2 separate regions of the Homo sapiens genome follow, and region 2 is linked to region 1. Evidence: chromatin contacts called from ENCODE Hi-C or POLR2A ChIA-PET data. All regions are on one chromosome and are shown on one strand. Each heading gives the region's core, a stretch centred on a gene start or an enhancer-like site at or near the end of the contact. The rest is flanking DNA. Distances are from core to core; before and after follow the strand shown.

The links. Hi-C counts contacts between places; a loop is a spot of excess contacts on that map. ChIA-PET counts read pairs that join two places held with the same protein, here RNA polymerase II (POLR2A). Pooled maps may share reads with other maps.
Region 2: a loop to region 1 is called in a pooled map, with 10 times the contacts of the local background. The contact joins the promoter of EMC10 here to the promoter of NUP62 in region 1. A Hi-C loop is called at or near these places in 1 of 37 single-sample maps with no recorded cell type and 6 of 50 pooled maps. POLR2A ChIA-PET finds 5 or more read pairs at or near these places in 2 of 52 experiments (HEK293 and activated CD4-positive, alpha-beta T cell).

Annotation. Positions count from the first base shown.
Region 1 is chr19:49,928,254-49,931,666 of GRCh38, forward strand. It overlaps NUP62 (nucleoporin 62), which reads right to left and starts at 1,251. Exons shown (of 3, transcript NM_016553.5): 1 at 1,073-1,251. ATF5 (activating transcription factor 5) reads left to right here and starts at 952. Exons shown (of 3, transcript NM_001193646.2): 1 at 952-1,147; 2 at 2,479-2,775. The coding sequence starts at 2,598. It also overlaps a transcript of IL4I1 not described here. RefSeq lists silencers at 782-841, 1,692-1,741.
Region 2 is chr19:50,474,692-50,478,112 of GRCh38, forward strand. It overlaps EMC10 (ER membrane protein complex subunit 10), which reads left to right and starts at 1,816. Exons shown (of 7, transcript NM_206538.4): 1 at 1,816-1,967; 2 at 3,238-3,310. The coding sequence starts at 1,854. It overlaps GARIN5A (golgi associated RAB2 interactor 5A), which reads right to left and starts at 2,157. Exons shown (of 5, transcript NM_001308429.2): 1 at 1,439-2,157; 2 at 1,142-1,242; 3 at 634-812. The coding sequence starts at 1,697. RefSeq lists enhancers at 1,454-1,954, 1,821-2,020.

The sequences.
Region 1 (3,413 bases), core at 1-2,500:
ACGCCTGTAATCCCAGCACTTTGGGAGGCCGAGGCGGGCGGATCACGAGGCCAGGAAATTGAGACCATCCTGGCTAACACAGTGAAACCCCGTCTCTACTAAAAATACAAAAAATTAGCCGGGCGTGGTGGCGGGCGCCTGTAGTCCCAGCTACTCGGGAGGCTGAGGCAGGAGAATGGCGTGAACCTGGGAGGCGGAGTTTGCAGTGAGCCGAGATCGCGCCACTGCACTCCAGCCTGGGCGACAGAGACGGAGAGACTCCGTCTCAAAAAAAAAAAACAGTTGAACAGGAATGTATGAGTTGAGCTCTGTGCATAAGGCTTGCCAGACATCGTCTTATTTGAGTCTCATAAACCCACCAGGCGAGTTGATTTTTCTTATTTTACAGATAGGGAAATGAAGTAAGAGAACTTAAGTTATTTGCCCGAGGCCATCCTGGCAGGTCTGTATTTGGGAGAGTGCTGTGACTCATGCTGGACTCTAACCCACGAGGGTTTCTCAGAGTCAGCAGCTGGGGGATGAAGAAGTGAAAAGTGACTGGCAGGAAATTCTGCAAGCAAGGAAAGGGAAAGAGAAATGAACTGGTGCAGGTCTGCGGGAAGAGAATGAGGCTGGATCCTCAAAATCACAGGAGGAAGCAGGCCCAGACCTCAGAGGCAGAAAGAGAAAGAAACCAGAGCTTAGAGTCAGGAGGAGGAAACCAGACCCCGGAGCCACAAGGAGAGGGCTGGATCCCCGGCTCAGAGGGAAGAGGTCGGATCCCCAGCTGAGAGGGAGGAGGGTCCCGGACCCTAGGAGTGGGAAGGAAAGGCTCGGATCCCCTGATCCCCAGGAGGAGGGGACCCGGCTGCCTCCCGGTTGGGGCCGCGCGAGGGCGGGGCGCGGAAGGATCCGGGAGGGCCGTGCTCCGCCACCCAGTATATATCTGTCCCCAGTCCCCGGGGCCGCCTCATTCCCTGTCCTCGGATCACAGTCTCTTCTCACTACAGTGTCGCCGCCTCTGCCTGCGTAGCCCCGGCCATGGCTCTGTAGCCTCGACCCCTTTGTGCCCCCGGCCCGTCTCCGCGCTCACCACGCCTGCGCTCTCCGCTCCCACCTTCTTTCTTCAGCCGAGGCCGCCGCCGCCTCTCCTTGCTGCAGCCATGGAGTGAGTAACCGCTTACCTCTTCTCCAACTGCCTTTCCCGCCCTTTCGCAGCTCGTGGCCCTCTTTAGGGAGCCCTGGGGGGTGGGGAGTCGCGAGCGGGGAATCACGGTCGCGCAGGCGCAGAAGTAGTACGGTGGGCCGAAGGCGCGCGGCTGCGCATGCGCACTGGGCCCGGGGCCGGGTGGGAGAGTTCTAGACTCGATGTTTGTCAGCCCGCGTGCAGCTGGGCCTGAGCACTCCAGGGGAGGGTGTGTTTTTTTTTTTTCTAAACGATTCTTCGTGCTTGGTTGTTCCTGCGCAGTAGCCCACCAGTGCCCCGTAGTGAAAGAGCTGCGGACCCTGAATGGCCGCACATGCGCATTGATCCCCAAGAGGGCGGAGGTGTAAAGGCAATTGGACCGCTCGGGCGACGTAGCATGCGCCTTGGCCCTCGGCGCAGAGCCGCGTGTGGACGGGTGGCGTTCGGGTAGCCGTTCTCCGCGTGCCCCCTCTACCCTCCTCCACCCTCCCTGCCCCACGTTGCTCTGGCTCACAGCCCAGCTTCCTTCCTTTTAAACCAGGCACCTGCTGAGGCGGGGACTGGCTTAGATTGACAGGGCAGAAGGCGGGACCCAGAGGCAACCCTCTAAGTGGGTGGGGATAGAACCACTGTCGTCACGATGGGTGGGATTTCGGAAGCACATTGTGAGAAGGGGCGGGGCTAAACCAACCGTTAGTTGAGGGGTGGGGTTTCGATGTGACAAAGAGGCGGGGCCTCTGGGGAATCGGGGGAGGGGCGGAGCTAAATAAACAATGAGGGGCGGGGCTTGGAGGGGCAGCGGCAGAGCGAGGAGTGGGATTTGAGTGGATAACATTGCTGAAGGGCTGCGGCCTGGGGCAGTTCCCCTGGGAACTGGTTTGGGATGGAAGCTAGGAAGGCAGTGGGGCCAAAAGGAAATATTTTAGAGGAAGGGGCGTGGCTGGAAGAAAATGTCCCTGGGATTGAGTTTTTCCTTGAGGCGAAATATTCTGAGGTGGATGGGAGGGGCCTAAGGTAATTCCCCTGGGAGACCTTTAGGTTTTTTTTTTCTGTATTGGGGGAAGGGGTGGGGCATCGGTCCTACTTTAGGACCTAAAGAAATTCCCTTGGGAGTGGGTGGGGCTCAGAGATTTGGGTAAAGAAAGGGCAAATTTAGAATTCGGAGAGGCTGAGGCTTAGTGTTCTAAACGGTGGTTGGAAGGGGGAGGGAGGAGCCTCATGGACGTGCCTGGGGGTGTGGCTTGGCTTCCCCTTGATTTTGGCCGGTGGATGACGCTGTCCTGACCACACCCACTCTTGTCTCACGCGTGTAGGTCTTCCACTTTCGCCTTGGTGCCTGTCTTCGCCCACCTGAGCATCCTCCAGAGCCTCGTGCCAGCTGCTGGTGCAGCCTCTCCTGTTGCCATCAGTGCCCAGCACCTGTGCTACAGCCATGTCACTCCTGGCGACCCTGGGGCTGGAGCTGGACAGGGCCCTGCTCCCAGCTAGTGGGCTGGGATGGCTCGTAGACTATGGGAAACTCCCCCCGGCCCCTGCCCCCCTGGCTCCCTATGAGGTCCTTGGGGGAGCCCTGGAGGGCGGGCTTCCAGTGGGGGGAGAGCCCCTGGCAGGTAAGGGCAGGTGGAAGGTGGAGCTGGGGAGTGGAGGGCAGGGGAAGATGGGGGAGGAAGAACTCATCCATGTATTCAATAAATATTGAGTGCCTACAATGTGCCAGGCACTGTTTTAGGTGCTGAGGATACGGCTGGGAACAAGAAGAACATGGTCTGTGCCTTCCAGCAGCTCACACTGTGGGGAGTAGACCAGAGATAAATTAAATGAGAGTGTATTGGAATAAGTCAAAAACACCTAGCAGCTGAGCTACAAAATGACAAAGGGGACCTAATATAGAATGGGTAGCCAGAAAACCTTCTCCAAGTAGGTAACATGTTGACTGAGGCATAAATGATGGGAAGGAAGCCAGGCATGATGGCCTGTAATCCCAGCACTTTGGGAGGCCAAGCGGGGAGAATTGCTTTAGTCCAGGAGTTCAGGACGTGGGCAACATAGCGAGACCTCATATCTATAGGAAAAAAAAAATTAGCCAGGCATGGTGGCTCACGCTTGTAGTCACAGCTACTTGGGAGGCTGAGGTGGGAGGATCGCTTGAGCCTGGGAGGTCTAGGCTGCAGTGAGCCAAGATGATGCCACTGCACTGCAGCCTGGGCAACAGAGTGAAACCCTATCCCTTAAAATAAAAAAAAAGTAG
Region 2 (3,421 bases), core at 566-3,065, 550 kb after region 1:
GGCCAGACCGGTCTCAAATTCCTGGCCTCAAATGATCTGCCTGCCTTGGCCTCCCAAAGTGCTGGGATTACAGGTGTGGGCCACCGCACCCGATCTGCATTACTTTTTCAATGAAAAAATATGACGTAAAGGGGCAGTGTGGAGTGAGGCACAGGAGGGCTCAAGAACCATGAGATCCACAATCATGACAAGCTTGGCATTCCAATCCTGGCCCACTCTGGAGCCACAGTGGGACCCTGGGCAACTGGCTCCCGGCTCTCTGAGCCTCAGTTTAGCTCTTTGGCGGATGGGGCTAAGGGACCCCACCATGTGAAGATATGAGGTCAGAGGTGAGATCGTATGCGCGGCCTAGGGGCGTCTGGCATGAGCAGGCCCTGCGGAAATGATCATTCTCCTGACCGCTGCTGGGGCATGGCTGAGGACTGTCCCCTTCAGGTCTGTCTAATCTCTGATTTCTGGCCCCTGAGGGCTGCTCTGTCCTTGTTCTCCCGGGTAGATGGCAGCTCAGGGAGGGCCGGTAGCACTGCCAGCTCCTGGCCCTGGGGGTGGTCTGGACGAGGGGAGGTACTGCTGGGGGCTCAGGTGCCTGGAGCTGAGGGAGGAAGGGGTCTCGGCTGAGGTGGGGGCAGTTACCCGAAGAGTTGCAGGTGTCCGTTCTCCTTGGCAGGGCCGGCCAGAAGCAATAGGTCCGGGAGCTCCAGGGCTGGACTGGAGGCTGCCACCCCCATGGTGACCTCGTTGGCAACTTCTCCCAACCGAGTCACCTGGGGCCAGAGGTCAGAGGTCGGGGCAGGATAGATGTCGGGGCAGAACTGAGGAGGGATCAGAGGTTAGGAATCTTGGTAGGGGAAAAGGTCATGAACCAGGTGAGTTGAAAATCAGGCTGGGGGCCAGATATCTTGAAATTAAAGTTCAAGAATCATATGGGTGTGAAGTCAGGGAAACTGAGGCAAGGGAGTTACAGGCCAGGGTTCACAAAGAATCTAGAGAACTAGAAGTATGGGGTGTCAGAGATCACATAGGAGTTGGGAGTCGGGAATCCCACGAGATGGACGTTATGGGGGAGCAGGGGCTTTCCAAGTCAGGAGGAGGTCGAGGGGCAGGCCGAGGCTGGGGATGAGGGGGTTCTGGGGCTCCCTACCTGTACGAAGTTGCTCTCAAAGATGGGGAAGTCCCGAAACTGGTCGAATTCGCCGCTCTGGAGGTAGCGTTGGAGCCGTCTGGGACGGCCCGTGGGAGAGGCTGCAACCAGGAGGCATTTTACCAGGACGAAGTCTGGGGGTCGATCCTGGGAGGCTGTGCCTGGCTTCCCAACTGAGAGGGCCCGGCACAGCCCCGCGGAGAGGACGGGGTATCAGATGCCCCCGAATTGCCGGCCCCATCCTACTTGGTTCCTTCACCAGGTCCAACCCCTCTAGGCCTGGCTCCCCTCTCTCACCTGCCATCCCACCTGGTTCCACCTCGCCAGCTCCACCCAGGGCCGGCTTAGGGCCGCGATCCCGCCTCATTGCAATGTCCCCGTCCGACGGGAGCGGACGGAGGAGCAGAGGGAGAAAGCGAGGGGGCGGGACTACGCGCACTGTGACGTCATGATGCGGAGCGGGCTTTATGACGTCACACAAGAGCGGGCTCCTGATTTGTGATGACGTCCCTGGAGGGGGCGGCTCCTGGAGATCAGGCCAAAGGGGCGGCCCCATCCTGCTGACGTCAGGCCCCAGGTGCGGACGGGTGCCAGTGCGCAGGTGCCGGGGCCCAGCGCAGGCGCACGGGCGTCAGGATGCGGCCTGTTCCTCCCGGCGTGCTCCGCGGCTCTTGGCTCACAGCCGTCCCTTCGCTGGTGGGAAGAAGCCGAGATGGCGGCAGCCAGCGCTGGGGCAACCCGGCTGCTCCTGCTCTTGCTGATGGCGGTAGCAGCGCCCAGTCGAGCCCGGGGCAGCGGCTGCCGGGCCGGGACTGGTGCGCGAGGGGTGAGTGCTCTTTAGCTGTGCATAGCGGGCGCGGTCTACGGATGTCGCAGGTCTTGGGTCTTTAGGTGAGTTACAGACGGAAGGAGGCTGCGCAGGGCTGAGAGGGAAGAGGTGGGAGATCCCTGGAAAGCCAGGCCTCAGTCACGCACGCGCAGGAGGGGCCTCGCCAGTGCACCGGGTTGCAAGGACTGGGTGGGAGGACAAGCGCACCTGTCGGAAGGCTCTGGCTCGGGAATATGTATGAGGGGGCGGGGCTGGGGGTGTGGAATCTTGGAGAATCCGACGTCCGGGCGGTTGAAATGAAAGAGGCAAGGTGAAGCCGGGCGCGGTGGCTCATCTGTCATCCCAACGCTTAGGGAGGCCGAGGCGGGAGGATTGCTCTAGGCCAGGAGTTCAAGACCAGCCTGGGCAACATAGCGAGCCCTGTCTCTACAAAAAATACTAAAAAAAAAAAAAAAATTAGGCCGGTCGCGGTGGCTCATGCTTGTAATCCCAGCACTTCGGGAAGCCGAGGCGGGCGGACCACTTGAAGTCAGGAGTTCAAGACCAGCCTGCTCAAAATGGTGAAACCCCGTCTCTACTAAAAACACAAAAATTAGCTGGATGTGGTGGCAGGTGCCTGTAATTCCAACTACTCGGGAGGCTGAGGCAGGAGAATCGCTTGAACCCAGGAGGCAGAGGTTGCAGGGAGCTGAGATCACGCTACTGCACTCCAGCCTGGGCGACTGAGCGAGACCCTGTCTCAGAAAAAGAAAATAAGGCGTGGGAGGGGGCTCTTGAGGAAGTGGAGATGAGTTTTGTCTCCTAAATATGCGTGAGTATGCAAGTTTGGAGGTTGGAGAAAAGGAAAGCATGAATCTTGAATGTGCTTAATAGGGACTGAACTCAGGCTGCATCTTGGCTATTGGGCTGTCAGGTGATAAGGAGGCCATTTGAATATTAGCATGAAAAAGAAGGCTTGGGAGAGGGAGAGTGTCATTTAACTCATGAGTATTTGTGGCGCAAGGCTTGGAAGTGACCTTGGGATAGTTGCTTTGGCAATGAGGTTAGGCATGTTTGTAGGGTCTGGTTTTCTGGGGGTGAGGGAGTGCAGAGTATGAATATTCATGAAATGGGTGGTTTCTAGTGAAATAAAGGCAAGCAGCAGTGATTAACTTGAAGATAAGGCTCCTCCCTCAGCCCACCAGTCTGTCTGTCCTGGGTTCTGTGGGTGACTACTATGCTGAGGGCTTGGGTGGTCCTCACCTGGGGCCTTCTGTGTCCTCTGCAGGCTGGGGCGGAAGGTCGAGAGGGCGAGGCCTGTGGCACGGTGGGGCTGCTGCTGGAGCACTCATTTGAGATCGGTGAGTCAGGCAACGTCCTCTCCTAGACACTTAACATTGGTGCCCTGAGAAGTCAAGACTTGGAGTCTGGGTGCCTCCCGTCGTATGACATTTACTAACAACCATTTACTA